Linked DNA regions of Homo sapiens: region 2 is linked to region 1. A link is a loop called in an ENCODE intact Hi-C map of the cell type or tissue named here. Cell type or tissue: PC-9. All regions are shown on one strand.

The links. Peaks named below come from ENCODE experiments on the same cell type or tissue, not always from the same donor. Only the 100,000 strongest peaks of a DNase experiment are listed, where the experiment ranks them.
Region 2: a loop joins it to region 1, with 14 times the contacts of the local background. A loop is called at or near these places in 2 of 110 quality-filtered maps.

What each region holds. Positions count from the first base shown.
Region 1 is chr20:48,893,569-48,901,568 of GRCh38, forward strand. No RefSeq gene overlaps it. Among named protein-coding and RNA genes, the nearest start is that of ARFGEF2, 24 kb to the right of the region's middle. In PC-9, no CTCF peak of the experiment used is centred here; DNase peaks (open chromatin) are centred at 3,943, 4,823 and 7,023; H3K27ac peaks cover 2,303 bases.
Region 2 is chr20:48,693,367-48,701,366 of GRCh38, forward strand. It overlaps PREX1 (phosphatidylinositol-3,4,5-trisphosphate dependent Rac exchange factor 1), which reads right to left. Exons shown (of 40, transcript NM_020820.4): 7 at 7,387-7,520. Among named protein-coding and RNA genes, the nearest start is that of PREX1, 130 kb to the right of the region's middle. RefSeq lists enhancers at 715-1,215, 1,374-1,543, 4,528-4,697. In PC-9, no CTCF peak of the experiment used is centred here; a DNase peak (open chromatin) is centred at 4,675; H3K27ac peaks cover 820 bases.

The DNA.
Region 1 (8,000 bases):
GCTCTTCTTTCCTCTGTGTTGACCTCATGCTTAGGCAAGCTCTTCCACTAAGGTGACAGACAATGGTTTCAGCATCAACAAACCTACACCCTTCAAGTTTACCAACTTCAGTAGAAAGTCCTCTTTCTCAATATTTCCAGCTGAAGTCCCAGGCAGGATTCTCATTGGTCCAGCTTGGAACACATGCCTGTTTCTGAGCCAATTACTGTGACAAGGCAAGATACTGGGTTATACATCGAACCCCTGCAGCTGGACAGTGGGGTCAGCATCCCCCAAACCACAAAGTCCAAGAATGGGAGTGAGGTGGTTCCTGAGAATAGTGAAGGGGTGTTGTTACCAAACATCAATGCATGTGCACTGATAGATACATGTTATTTGGTTTACTCGATGGTGATGCCGAGCTAACCAGCAGATCAGGAGGAGCAGAAGATTAGCAATCAGAAGACCCATGTTTGAGCTCAGGGTCTTCAGGCACCCTTCTCTGAACTGCAATTTTCTCATGCATAAAATTCAACAAAAAACAATAACCGGCCGGGCGCAGTGGCTCACGCCTATAATCCCAGCACTTTGGGAGGCCGAGATGGGCAGATCACGAGGTCAGGAGATCGAGACCATCCTGGCTAACATGGTGAAACCCTGTCTCTACTAAAAATACAAAAAATTAGCCAGGCACGGTGGCGGGCGCCTGTAGTCCCAGCTACTCGGGAGGCTGAGGCCAGAGAATGGCGTGAACCCGGGAGGCGGAGCTTGCAGTGAGCCAAACTCACACCACTGCACTCCAGCCTGGGTGACAGAGCAAGACTCCGTCTCAACAACAACAACAAAAATAATAATAATAATAATAATCACAAACATTAAGTGAATGGCAATTATATACCAGGCACTTATGTAGGCTCCAGAAATACAGACGTGAAGGAAAGAAAAATAGAGTCAATATCCCCTGAAGTGCACATGTAGCTGTAAGAACTACTTGAGATTCTTTGTGCAAAATGCCTCGCTGAGCCCCTATCAGGGCCTCAGAAGGTAGTGGTTGAGTTGAAGTTTGAAGAAAAGAGAGAAAGGCCCTTATAAAGTATAGACTACTATGGCAAAGGCTGAGAGGAGTACACCGTGGCTTTTCTCCGTTTCTACCTTAGTTAGGCTCATGGTTGCCTGGAATTAAGACTACACGTGACTGGCCTGGTGCAGCGACTCACGCCTGTAATCCCAGCACTTTGGGAGGTTGAGGCGGGCGGATCACGAGGTCAGGAGATAGAGGCCATACTGGCTAACAAGGTGAAACCCCGTCTCTACTAAAAATACCAAAAAAATTAGGCGGGTGTGGTGGCAGGCGCCTGTAGTCCCAGATACTCGGGAGGCTGAGGCAGGAGAATGGCGTGGAGCCGGGAGACGGAGCTTGTAGTGAGCCAAGATCACACCATTGCACTCCAGCCCTGGCGACAGAGCTAGACTGTCTCAAAAAAAAAAAAAAAAAAAAAAAAAAAGACTACACATGACTAAGTTGTAGTCAAGGGGATGTGTGTGAAAATGTAGTATGGAGGGGAGCTGGGAGTGGAGGGGGCAGGGAGTGTTCTTTTTCTGTGTGAGACGGAGTCTTGCTCTGTTGCCCAGGCTGGAGTGCGGTGGTGCAATCATAGTTCACTGCAGCCTCCAATTCCTGGACTCAAGTGATTTTCCTGCCTCAGCTTCCTGAGCAGTTGAGACTACAGGCACACACCACCACAACTGGCTAATTTCTTTAATTTTTTTTTTTGTACAGACAGGGTCTCACCATGTTGCCCAGGCTGGTTTCAAGCACTTGGCCTCAAGTAATCCTCCCATTTTGGCCTCCCAAAGCGCTGAGATTAAAGGTGTGAGCCACCACGCCCAGCCAAGGGGGTGTTCTTAAAGGAAGAAACGAGGCACCTAGGTGCTCCTTCGGCTTCCCTGGTACCTGAAATGTGCATAAGATGACAGCTGGCAGAGCAGGCAGCTTGGACCATGAGGGGTTAACTACTGGATCTTGCCCCTCATTTCTCTCATCTTTTTTTTCTTTTTTCTTTTTTGAGACAGAGTCTTGCTCTGTTGCCCAGGCTGGAGTGCAGTGGCACAATCTTGACTCACTGCAACCTCTGATTCCTGGGTTCAAGTGATTCTCCTGCCCCAGCCTCCCCAGTAGCTGGGATTACGTGTATGTACCACCATGCCTGGCTAATTTTTATATTTTTAGTAGAGATGGGGTTTCGCCATGTTGCCCAGGCTGGTCTCGAACTCCTGGCCTCAAGTGATCCACCCATCTTGGTCCCCCAAAGTGCTGGGATTACAGACCTTAGCCACCGCGCCCAGCCTTTCTCTCATCTTTATGTGAAAAAATGTCTCTTGACCTCATCTCCAGCTATAACTCCATCTCTTTCCTTCTCTTTGCAGCAAAACTCAAAGAGTCTATATCTCAAATTTCTCTCTTCTTACTCACCCCCGCCCTGCATGTGGCTCTATCCCAGGGTCACTTCAAAGTCCTCATCCATCCTGGACCCCTCAGCAGCATGTGACACAGTTGCTCTCTCTCTCCTTTTTCAAAAAGTTTGGTAAAATATACATAACATAAAATTGACCATTTTAACCAGTGGTATTAAGGGTACAGTTCCAATGAGAAGAGTTGGACACAGGGCGGGGAACATCACACACCGGGGCCTGTTGTGGGGTGGGGGGATGGGGGAGGGATAGCATTAGGAGAAATACTTAATGTAAATGACGAGTTAATGGGTGCAGCAAACCAACATGGCACATGTATACATATGTAACAAACCTGCATGTTGTGCACATGTACCCTATAACTTAAGGTATATAAAAAATTATCTGATAAATAACTTTAAAAAAGGGTACAGTTCTGAAGCATTAAGTACATTTGCACTGTTTTACAACTGTCACCAACATCCACCTCCAAAACTTTTTTGTCTCCTCAAATTGAAAATTTGCATCCAAGCCAAGCACAGTGGCTCACACCTGTAATCCCAGCTACTCGGGAGGCCAATGCAGGAGGATCACTTGAGTCCAGGAGTTTGAGATTAGCTTGGGCAACATAGCAAGACTCCATTTCTACAAAGAATTGAAAAATTAGCCAGACATTGTAGTGTGCACCCGTAGTCCCAGCTACTCAGGAGGCTAGAGCAGGAGGATGACTTGAGCCCAGGAGTTCGAGGCTGCAGTGAGCTATGCTCATGCCACCACACTCCAGCTTGGGAGACAGAGTGAAGCACTGTCTCCAAAAGAAAAAAAAAAAAAAAGGAGGCCAAGCATGGTGGCTCACACCTGTAATCCCAGCATTTTGGGAGGCCTAGGTGGCAGATCACCTGAGGTCAGGAGTTCAAGACCAGCCTGGCCAACATGGTGAAACCCTGTCTCTACTAAAAAGACAATAATTAGCCAGGTGTGGTGGCGGGCACCTGTAATCCCAGCTACTCAGGAGGCTGAGGCAAGAGAATCGCTTGAATCTGGGAGGTGGAGGTTGCAGTGAGCCAAGATCATGCCACTGCACTCCAGCCTGGTGACAGAGTGAGACTCCGTGAAGAAAGAAAGAAAGAAAGAAAGAAGGAAAGAAAGAAAGAAAGAAAGAAAGAAAGAAAGAAAGAAAGAAAGAAAGAAAGAAAGAAAGAAAGAAAGAAAGGAAAGAAAGAAAGGAAAGAAAGAAAGAAAGAAAGAAAGAAAGAAAGAAAGAAAGAAAGAAAGGAAAGAAAGAAAGAAAGAAAAAAAAAAAAAAGAAAGAAATTCTGCATTCACTCCCAATTCTTTCCACCCCACCCCCTCCAGACCCTGGTAACCTCTAATCTATTTTCTGTCTCAATGAATGTGCAGATTCTAGATATTTCAAAAAGTAGAATCATGTAATATTTGTCCTTTGAGTCTAGCTTCTTTCATGCACCATTATGTTTTTGAGACTCACCCAGGTTGTAGCATGTGTCATACTTCATTCCTTTATGTCTGAATCATATTCCATTGTAGGGATAGACCACATTTGTTTATGCATTTATCCACTGATGGACATGTGAGCTCTCTCCACTTTTTGGTCACTGTGAATAATGCTACTATGAACATTCACAGAGGACCTTTGCACGGACACAGATTTTCTCACCTAGGAGTGAAATTAGTGAATCCCATGGTAAATTTAACTTCTTCCCTCCTGAAACAATTTTCTTTCTTAGCTTCCAGGACACATTTGGCTTCCTCCTGCTGTGTCCGCTACTTCTTAGCTTCCTTTCCTGGCTCTCTCTCTTCCTCTCCACCTGCCAGATGTGACGTGCCCCAGGGGATCCCAGACAGGCCCTGTTCTCTATTCTACCCACACCTACTCCCTAGGGATCCCATTTGGGCTCTGACTTTGAAAATCTCTGTATATGCGGATGACTCCAAATTTGTATCTCTGCCTCTTCACTGAACTTCAGGCTCCCCTTGTACATCCAACTGCCACCTGACATCCCCACCGGTCCAGAGTGGAGACTGGGATCATGCCCACAAATCTGTTCCTCCCACAGGCTCCCCATCTCAGTAAACGGCACCTTCATTTTTCCCATTGTGCTGGCCAAAACCTTGGAATCATCCTGGATTCCTCTTTTTTTCCCACACTCTACCTCCAATCCATCAGCAAATCCTGCTGGCTCTGCCTTCAAAATGTACCCAGGATCCGAGGATCGCTTGAGCCCAGGAGTTCGAGGCTGCAGTGAACCATGACTGTGCCACTACACTCCAGCCTGAGCAACAGAGTGAGACTCTGGCTCTTAACAACAACAAACACACACACGTGTACACACACACACACACACACACAAAACAGCCAGGCATGGCGACTCATGCCTATAATCTCAGCACTTTGGAAGGCCGAGGCCGGAGAATCCCCCGAGGCCAGGAGCTGGAAACCAGCCTGGGCAACATAGTAGACCTCATCACTACAAAAAAATTTTTTTAATTAGCCAGGCTGGGCAGGGTGGCTCACACCTGTAATCCTAGCATTTTGGGAGGCCAAGGCGGGCGGATCACTTGAAGTTGGGAGTTCAAGACAAGCCTGGCCAACATGGTGAAACCCCATCTCTACTAAAAATACAAAAATTAGCCAGGCGTGGTGGCGGGAACCTGTAATCCCAGCTACTTGGGAGGCTGAGGCAGGAGAATCACTTGAACTGGGGAGGCAGAGGTTGCAGCGAGCCAAGATTGTGCCATTGCACTCCAGCCTGGATGACAAGGGTGAGACTCTGTCTCAAAAAAAAAAAAAAATTAGGCATGGTAGTGCATGCCTGTAGTCCCAGCTACTTGGGAAGCTGAGATGGGAGGATCACTTGAACCCAGGAGTTCGAGGTTGCAGTGAACTATGATCACACTATAGTACACCAGCCTGGGCAACAGAGATCCTGTAGCTTAAAAACAAAAATGTACCCAAGAGCCAATCACCCTTCACCTCATCCACCTCTGCCCTACCGCAGGGCCAGGTCATCACATGTCTCACCTGGACTCTAGCAATCACCTTCTCCCTGGTGTCTGTGTCCCATCCCTGCCCCGACAGTCTATTCTCCCACATTGCCTGAAGGATCCTGTTAGCACCCAACGTCAGGTCAGGGCTTTCTTTACTCAGAGCCTTCCACGGCTCCCAGCTCACCCAGAGAGCAGCCATAGTCCCCACAATGGCCCACGGGGTCCTATAGGACATGTCTCCTCCCCATTGCCTCTCTGCCTTCACCTCCTCCCACTCTCACCCTGGTTCCCTCTATTCCAGCCATACCAGCCTCATGGCTATTTCTTCAAAACTCCAGTCACACTCTCACTGCATGGCTCTTAGACTTTCTGTTCCTTCTGCTGAAATGCTCTTCCCACACCAACTTCCTTTACCTCCTTCCATTTTTTTCTCAGTGAGACTTTCCTTGCAAACCTACTTAACATTATCCCCCCAACACTTCCTACCTCTTTCTTTTTCTTTCTTTTTTTTTGGAAACAAAGTCTTGCTCTGTTTCCCAGGTTGGAGTGCAGTGGAGCAATCTGGGCTCCCTGCAACCTCTACCTCCCGAGTTCAGGCAATTTTCGTGCCTCACCCGCCTGAGTAACTGGGACTACAGGCACACACCACCATGCTTAGCTAATTTTTGTATTTTTAGTAGAGAGACTGGGTTTTGCCATGTTGGCCAGGCTGGTCTCAAACTACTGGCCTCATGTGATCTGCCTGCCTCAACCTCCCAAAGTGCTGGGATTACAGGTGTGAGCCACCGTGCCCTGCCCTTACCCCATTCTCTGCTTTATTTTTCTCTAGAGCACTCATCTCCATCTACCATGCTGTACATGTTACATATTGTCCTGTTCACTGTCTGTCTGCCTGCACTGGAATGCAAGGAAGAGATGAGGACTTGCTCCCTGGAGTAGCCCCAGCACCTAAAACAGTAACTGACACATATCTGTTAACTGAATTAACACAAACTAAGCCAAAAAAAAAAGGACTTGTTGGCTAATAGACCTGAAAAAATCTGGGACTGGGATAGCTTCAGGCATGGCTAAATCCAGGAGCTCAATACCATCAGAACTCATTCTTTCCATGCCTTGGCTGTGTTTTCCTCTGGGTTAACCTCACTCACAGGCTAACTCCCCAAGCATGGCAATTGCAGCTCTTTCCCCTTTTCCCATTATTCCTGCAGGATTTCAAGTCTCAAGGGAACAATTTGGGTCATGTGTCTATTCCCAATCACTGTGGCCAGAGGATGGACAGCTCTAAAGGGCTGAAAGCCCAGGAGGCAGCCAGGGGAGTGTGAACCTTCCAGAAGCTTTTCTGATGGCCCCACTCAGCAACTCTGCCTCCAGCTCATTAGCCCAAACTCGCTGGTCATTCCCAGCTTCAAGCACCTTTGGGAAAGTGGAGGCTTTATCTTGCCAGCCTCCAAAAAGAGCAAAAGGCAAGGGGAAAGGGGTTGTGAAGAGCTTTTGGGTGAAGAGTACAGTACTTTCACAGGCTCCTCCAACCTCGAAGAACAGGGAGAAAGGAATTGAGGACAAAAGTCAACACGCCTCAGGCAAACCATCTTATGCAATTTTGCCCAAGGCTGCAGTTTCAGTTCAATGAAATCCTACAACCACTCACTGGGCAATAATGCCATGCAAGGTTTTTCTATCTTGGCACTACTGACATTTTGGACAGAATGTAATGATTCTGGGCCGGGTGCGGTGGATCACGCCTGTAATCCCAGCACTTTGGGAGGCCGAGGCGGGCGGATCACGAGGTCAGGAGTTCGAGACCAGCCTGACCAACATGGTGAATCCCCCGTCTCTACTAAAAATACAAAAATTAGCCGGGCGTGGTGGTGTCCGCCTGTAATCCCAGCTACTCAGGAGGCTGAGGCAGGAGAATCGTGTGAACCTGGGAAGCAGAGGTTGCAGTGAGCTGAGATTGCACCACTGCACTCCACTCCAGCCTGGGCGTCAGAGCTAGACTCCATCTCAAAAAAAAAAAAAAAAAAAGAATGTAATGCTTCTCTGTTGTGGGGGCTAGCTATCCTGTTGATTGTAGGATATTTCACAGCATCCCTGACCTCTAACCCTAGACCCCATCCCCAGTCATGACAACCAAAATCATCTCCTAGACATTGTCCAATGTCCTCTGCTGGGCAAAATAGCCCCCAGTTGAGATGCACTGCATTTCTACAGTCTAAGTTCCATAAGAGCAGGTTGCCTGTTTGCTTTACAGCTGTGTCTTCCGCACGTAGCACAATTTCTTGGCACATAGTAGGTGTTCAATTAATAGTTCTTGAGTTGCATGAATGAACAAATGAATGAATGCCTGATGCAGTGCAGTACTGGGGTCCACACAGTGAAGAACACACAGACCTTACCCCCAAGAAGATCAAGATCTAGTAGAAGCCCCAAAGTGTTTCCAAAATGGGGAACCTTCTGTCCCTCTCAGTGACATGTCACAGGAACTCACAAGCTAGCAGGTCAGAGGCTATGCCACCAAACCACAGTGGGCTTCATGCGCTCTGCAGACATAACAGCCACGG
Region 2 (8,000 bases), 200 kb before region 1:
GAGAGATGAAGAAGTCAGGGGGAAAAGGACCTCATGAATGAGATTAGGCCCTTATAAAAGAGGCCCCAGAGAGCTGGCTCGCCTCTTCCACCACGGGAGGACACAGCAAGACGGCACCATCTATGAAGCAGAAAGCAGGCCCTCGCCAGCACCGAGTCTACTAGCACCTTTCATCTTGGAGTCCACAGCCTCCAGAACTGTACAAAATACATTTCTGTTGTTTACTTATTTTATTTTATTAATTTATTTTATTTTTTTGAGATGGAGTCTCACTCTGTCGCCCAGGCTGGAGTGCAGTGGCATGATCTCAGCTCACTGCAACCTCCGCCTGCTGGGTTACAAGCGATTCTCCTGCCTCAGCCTCCCGAGTAACTGGGACTACAGGCATGTCTCACCACGCCCAGCTAATTTTTTTATATTTTTAGTACAGACAGGGTTTCACTGTGTTAGCCAGGATGGTCTCAATCTCCTGACCTCATGATCTGCCTGCCTTGGCCTCCCAAAGTGCTGAGATTACAGGTGTGAGCCACCGTGCCGGCCTTATTTTATTTATTTATTTTTTTGAGATAGAGTCTCATTCTGTCACCCAGGCTGGAGTACAGTGGCACAATCTCATCCCACTGCAACCTCCACCTCCCAGGTTCAAGCGATTCTCCTGCCTCAGCCTCTCAAGTAGCTGGGACTACACGCATGTGCCACCATGGCCGGGTAATTTTTGTATTTTTAGTAGAGACAGGGTTTCACCATGTTGGCCAGGCTGGTCTCGAACTCCTGACCTCAAGTTATCCACCCCCCTCGGCCTCCCAAAGTCTTGGGATTACAGGTATGAGCCACCACGCCCAGCCCGAATTTCTGTTGTTTAAAAACCCCAGTTTCTGGTATTTTGTTATAGCAGCCTGAAGGGACTAAAACAGTCACTCAACAAACATCTGGCCAGAGCTTCCTATGAGGAGGATACCAAGTCAGGAGCCACGGGAAGTCACTCATCTGTGGATCCAACAAGCATGTGGAGAACGCCTACTATGTGCCAGGCACTGTTTTAGGTACTGGGGTTGCACTGCTGAACAAAACATCTCTGGGAACTCAACTTCTAACATGGGGTTGGAGGCAGGGCACAGAGACAGTCCCTAAGCAAGGTAAACCATACATCAGGTCAGAGGTACTAAACGCTCTGGTGAAGATACGGCAGAAAATGAACTCCCAGAGCTCAAAGGCCACTTGGTGGTGTGCACAGGCCTCTGCTCCAGCAGGTGGGCTGTATGCTCACCAAGAGCCAGTGGGTTTGTTCCCACGCCGACTTGGCTGATGTGTACTTGTTACTGTAAGTGGGTAAATGAAATAGGAGATAGGCTGAGGATTCAGGAACGTGGAAGAGACTTATCTCTCTGAAAATTAAGTTGTAAGTGGTGAAGATGTGGGCTTCTGCTGTGTGTGAGATGGGAGCCACGGAGGGTTGGAGCACAGGCAGAATGGGATGGACTTCAGTTTCAAGAGACTCCCTGTGTCTGCCGGTGGAGAAGGGACTAGAACCAGAGGGGAGACCACTGCAATCAACAAGATGAGAAAGGATGAGGGTGTGTATGTGTGTGTTTGTGTGTGTATACACACACATATAAACATATACATACATATGTGCATATACATATTTTTGTAAACTTTGTATTAAAGTATAAAATCCACACAGAAAAAAAATGCCCAAAGAAGCATTAATATGGCTCAATTAACTTTTGCAAGTGAACACACCTGTATCAACATGTTTAGCTCCCCACAGGCACCCCCTTATGCCCCTTTCCCATCACTGCCCTCTTCCCCTGACAAGGGTAACCACTGTCCTGAGTCTAACCCCATAGATTTGCTTTGCCTGTTTTTGAACTTTACACAAATGGAATCACAAGTGTGTACTTTTGTGTCCAGCTTCCTTCACCCAACCTCATGGCTGTGAGTTACCCGTGCTGCTGGGTATAGTGACATGGCCAGACATCTGGCTTCCTTCCAGTGTGGTGCTGCTGTGACATTCCTGCACGTGCCTGACAAAGAACATGTGTGTGCATTTCTTTGGGTTAGATACCTGAGGAGCTGAATTACTGAGTGATAAGGAATGTGAATGATTAGCTTTAGGAGATACTGCCAAGCTGTTTTCCAAAATAGTTGTACTGATTTTCCCATGCCCAACAGTGTAGGAACATTCCAGTTGTCCCACATCCTCTATAACTGGTATTTTATGTCTCATTTTGGCCATTATGGTATGTGTACAGTAGGAGCTCATTAATATTTAATTTGTAGTTCCCTGATGAGTAAATAACCTCAACCACTGTATGTTTATTGGCGATCTGGTGCCTTCTTTTGTGAAATGACTGTCCCTTGTCACTTTTTGTTGAACTGTCTGTCTTTTTCTTAATTACTTATAGCAGAGGTTGGCAATTTTTTTTCTGAAAAGGGCCAAATAGTACACATTTTCAGTTTTGTAGGCCATATGGTCTCTGTTACAAACTATTCAACTCTGCCCTTATGGCATCAAAGCAGCTAAGACTGTATACAAACAAATGGGCATAGCAGTGTTCCAATAAAACTTTATTGACAAAAATAGGCACAGGGCCAAGTCTGGCTACAGAAGGGCCTCTTCATATATTCTGGATGTGAATACTCTGGCCATTATACAAACTGTAAAGACCTTTTCACAGTCTGTGGCTTGTCTTTTCACTCTCCTTACAGTATTTTTTAATGAAATTCTTAATTACAGTATAGTCTAATGAATTTAGTTCTCCTTTATAACTATACTCTTTGTCCTGTTTAAGATATTTGCTTACTCCTAAATCATGAAGATATTCTCCCATGCTTTCTTGTAGAAGTGTTATTGTTCTACCGTTTACATTTAAATCTATAATCCAGCTGAAGTTGATTTTTGTGTTTGGTATGAGATAAGGGTCAAGAATCACTTTTTCCCCCACTGGATATCAAACTGACCAAGCACCATTTATTGTACTGCATTGGTGTTTTTGTTGAAATTCAAATGACTGCTTACATGTGGGTCTACTCCTAAACTCACTATTCGATTCCATTACTCTACGTGTCTGTTTTCATACCAATACCACACTGTCTTAATTACTACGACCTTACAGCAGGACTTGGAATCCAGTAATAACGGTCCCCTAGCTTGACCTTCTTCATAATTGTCTTAGCTATTTCTATCTCTGGATTTTCCTGTAAATTTTACAGTCAGCTGATCATTTACACACACACACATACATACATACATACATACATACATACATACACACATACACACGTACACACGTACACAAACCCCCTCCTAGAGTATTTATTGGAATTGCACTGAGGTTCTGGGCAAAGTTTGATGACAGGATGGAAAGGACTTGCTGATGTAGTTGGTATGGGGATAATGATAGCTCAAAATCAAGAAGATTCTGGCTTCGGCTCCTGGGCAAATTTCTTCTCCTGCCTCCAGACTCAAGCAGATATCAGCTCTTCCTGAGCCTGCCAATCCTAGGATCAGAACGACACTATTGGCTTGTCTTCAGCTTGCAGACGACAGATCTTGGGACTTGTCAGCCTCCATAATCACGAGTCAACTGCTTATTATAAATCTCTTTACACACACACACACACACACACACACCCTATTGGGTCTATCTGGAGAATCTTGACTTAATACAAATTTTGGTACCATTTACTGGTAATGAGGAAGATCCAAGGGGCAGAAGTTAAGACAAAAAACAAGAGCCCCTTTAGACACAATTTAAGTGTGGGCTATGTGTGAGACACCCAAATAAAGATATATGTATTTGTATTTCTTCCACTTGACCACGCACCAGGCCTTATTCTAACCACATTACATGTGTACCTTTACATGTTTTACTCTATAAAAACAACCCCATGAAATGAGGACTACTTTTATCCCCATATAACAGGTAGGAAAAGACAGGCGCAAACAGCTGACATAATTTGCTCAAGGTAGCACAGATAGTAAGCAGAGCCTCTGTGTTCTTTTTTTCTTTTCTTTTTTTTTTTTTTGAGACAGAGTCTCGCTCTGTCCCCCAGGCTGGAGTGCAGCGGTGCCACCTCAGCTCACTGCAACCTCCGCCTCCTGGGTTCAAGTGATTCTCCTGCCTCAGCCTCCCGAGTAGCTGGGATTACAAGCGTGTGCCACCACACCTGGCTAATTTTTTTATATTTTTAGTAGAGATGGGGGGGTTTCACTGTGTTAGCCAGGATGGCCTCGATCTTCTGACCTCATGATCCACCCTCCTCGGTCTCCCAAAGTGCTGGGATTACAGGCGTGAGCTACTGCGCCCGGCCCTCTGTGTTCTTAATGGCGACACACTACTGCTGCCTCTAAGATGCTAAGCAGGTAGTTGAGATGCATGAGACTTTGCTCTTCTGGGTCCTGGTTTCCCCTTCTGGAGGATGGGAGGTGGGTTTTTAAAACACTCCCTCCCGTTTTCCACTTCTGACACCCAAGGAGCCTCTGCTTTTGAATTCGCCCAGAAGCACTGTGAGTCAGAGACCTCCCCTGACCCATATCCTGGATGGGTGGTGCCCTGCATGACCCAGGCAAGGACAAACACAGTCAGCAGTCACCAAGTCACTCCAGGCATTGCCTGCACCCACATCAGACTCAGGTGGGGAGATCCACCCACCATTGCCCAATCTCCTGGGCCTCTCAGAGCTCAGCCCTCTGGCTCTCCATCCAGAGGCAGGAATGCTGGCCGCCTGCCAGCTTCTCTCAAGAGACACATGCGCCCTTTCCCTGCAGCCAGCCCAGCTCACTTGTGGAAGTGAGGTGGGGAATGGCCTTGAAAGAGCTCAGGGTGCCCACAAGGAAGGCCCCAGGGAGCCCACTTGGAATCCAGTATCAGAATCAGCTGCTGTCCCTGCACAGGTGAGACGGCCCCAGAGGAGGCAGAGCCTGCACCCGGAAGCCAAAGGTTGAGTAAACTCATCTAAAAGTTGGGAGCAGGTCACAGAGGCCTAAAGGGACGTTCTGTTTTCCAAACCCCAGTGTTCTGGGAAAAGTGCCTGCTCCAGACTGCTTGGGGCAGAGCGGCGGGGCAGGGCTCAGGGTGGACATTGGCAGCAGCCCTGAAACTACCCAAGAAGGACTCTGAGGACAGCCCCAGAGAGACCAGAAAGGAGGCAGGGAAAGAGAAGAAGGGGGCGTTCATGAGGGGACAGCAGGACGTGAGATAGACAGACCTCAAGGAGTGGGCGAGAATGAAGGAGCAAATGAGAAAGAGCCATGCTGAGCCAGCCACTGGGAGATAGCGGAAGCAGGAGGTCCAGGCCCTCACAGGAAGGGTCAAGCCCAGAACAGGGGGGAAAGGGCAATGGGGAAGGGCCTGTGGTTTCAGAGCCTCCTGTGCACCAGGTGCTGTACCTGTGCGACCACACCAGAGCCAAGTTAACAACAATGGTGCTGGCAGCTACTGTGCTGTGCACTCACTATGTCCCAGGCACACTCACATATCTGATCTTCCGTGGTCCTAAGAGGTACATACGATCATTCACTCTGTTTTACGGATGAGGAAACTGAGGCACAGAGAGGCAAAGTCACAGAGCTACAAAAGAGGTTAAACGGGGATCCAATGGCGGGCCTAGCTCTTAACCAAACACTACTACAAGGAGGGGCTGATCGTCTCACTTTACAGAAGAGAAAACAAAGGCTCAGGGAGGCCCTCTAGAGGAGGAGGACAGTGGGAAGCCCACACACGGGCATGGAGCATCCATTACTCATCCAGTGGTAAGGTTTCTCACCACACCTTAGGAGGCCAGCACAGACAGACAAGGAAACTGAGGCTCAGAGACGGTCAGTGGCATGGCCTAGGACACAAAGCAAGTTACAGGAAAATGCTGAAAGTAGGGCCTAAGACCTGGACCTCAGGCCTCAGCTCTAGTCTTTGCTAGACAGAGGAGTTAAGAAGCCTCTGGAACATCACTATTTTGTTCCTAAGACAAAGTAACAGCAAAGAGAATTTGAAAAGTGCTGCAGGGGTCAGCTGAGACCATCCTATACCTGCTGAACATGAAAACTTAAGGTCAGGAATCTCTCTGTGCCAATCCACCCACCCACCCATGCATCCAACCATCAGTTCCCACCAGCTACTACAGTCATCCAACCCCCACATCCATCTCCTAATTTCCCCTCTCTCCAATCATTCACCCATCCATTCACTCAGTAGTCCAACTGTCCCACTTTCCCTCCCAGAGCCCAACCACTTCGGCAACTATCAACCAACCACTTACCCATCCATCAACATGCCAACCAATTGGCCATCCATCTACTAATCTCCAAACCTCCGTCACCAACCCACCTTCCCAATTATATAACCACCCAGCCTTCCATCCATCTATCCATTCACTCAACACACCATACCTGAAGGCCCCAATCTACCATTCATCTAGACACATATCTGCCAGTCTTCATATCCATTTCTCTAACTGCCTGAATATCCACACATGCCCCCAGCTTTCCATCTATTCCTCCATCCAGCCATCTCCTAAACCTCCAAGCATTCAAACACTCATTCACTCACACACACGTCAATTCCAACATCCGTCCACATTCCTTCCTTCCCTCCCTGCCTCCTTCTACCATCCATTCACCTCCCAAACCCCCAGCCATCTGCGCCTCATCCCGTGTGCCCACACAACCCGTCACCACACTTCCCATCACACATGCACCTGCCTCCATCTACCTACTCAGCCAACCATCTACTTACTCCTAGACTCTACAGAGCGCAAGAAGCACCAGTGAAAGACACAAAGAAGGTGAAGAAACTATCCTGACCCTCCAAAAACTGAATAGTGAAAGAGCTTCGCTCCTCTTGAACCCTCAACTTTTAGAGCTTAGAATTACAGGATGTGGGTGTCACAAAGAACCTCTCAGTTTCCACAGTCATCTAGACCTGTGCTATCCAATATGGTAGCCACGAGCCACAGGTAGCTACTGGGCACTCCAAACGTACCCACGACAAATTTAGGTGTTTTGTGAGTATAACATACACACCAGATTTTGAGAACTTAGTGTTAAAAAACAACACAAAATATCTCTTTAATAATTTTTTTAAATAATAATTACATGTATAATTATAATTGAATAAAATATTCTCATATTTGGGGATCTATTAGGTTAACTAAAATATATTATTTAAATTCATTTTACCTGTTTCTTTTTACTTTTTTAAATGTGGCTACTAGAACATTTAACATAACACGTGGCTTGCATTGTATTCCTACTAGACAGCACTGATGTAGAACAAACCCCTCAACTCACAGGAAAGGGAGGCCCAGAGAGGGAAGTGACAAGCCCAAGGCATCACCTGGAGAAGGCAGCAGGCCAGACCCCATCCCAGCCTCCTGGCCACTCACCTGGATTTCCGCTTGCAGTAGACGAGAAGGTTGTCGAAGAGGAAGAAGGCCCTTTCCTGGATGTTGCCCGCAGAGATCTTTAACAAAGTCCCTTGCAGGAGGAGCTGAGTGCAGATGTCTGTGAGGTTGGAACCCTGGAAGCGCAATGAGGACACAGTGAATGAGCCAACCCAGGAACATCCCCTTCCTTTCCCAGAGACAGAACCTACTACCACCTCCTGCCACATGCCAAAAACTCCACCAGCAAGTCTGTCAATGGACAGAAAATCAACACAACGTGATTAGTGGCTTCTATCTGCTGAGCATGCCATGAAAATCCTGGGGAGGGCACACTGATATGACCGCATGTCCCTTTTACAGGAGAGGGACTTGGGGCTCAGGGAGGAGTGACTCACCCAGCTCATACAGGTAATAGTAGGTCCTAGTCAACATCTGGGTATATTTTGGTTCAGTTTTTGGTTTTTGGGTTTATTTTTTTTAAACGGAATTTCACTCGTTGCCCAGGCTGGAGTGCAATGGCGCGATCTCGGCTCCCTGCAACCTCCGCCGCTTGGGTTCAAGGGATTCTTCCTGCCTCAGCCTCCCGAGTAGCTGGGATTACAGGCATGCGCCAC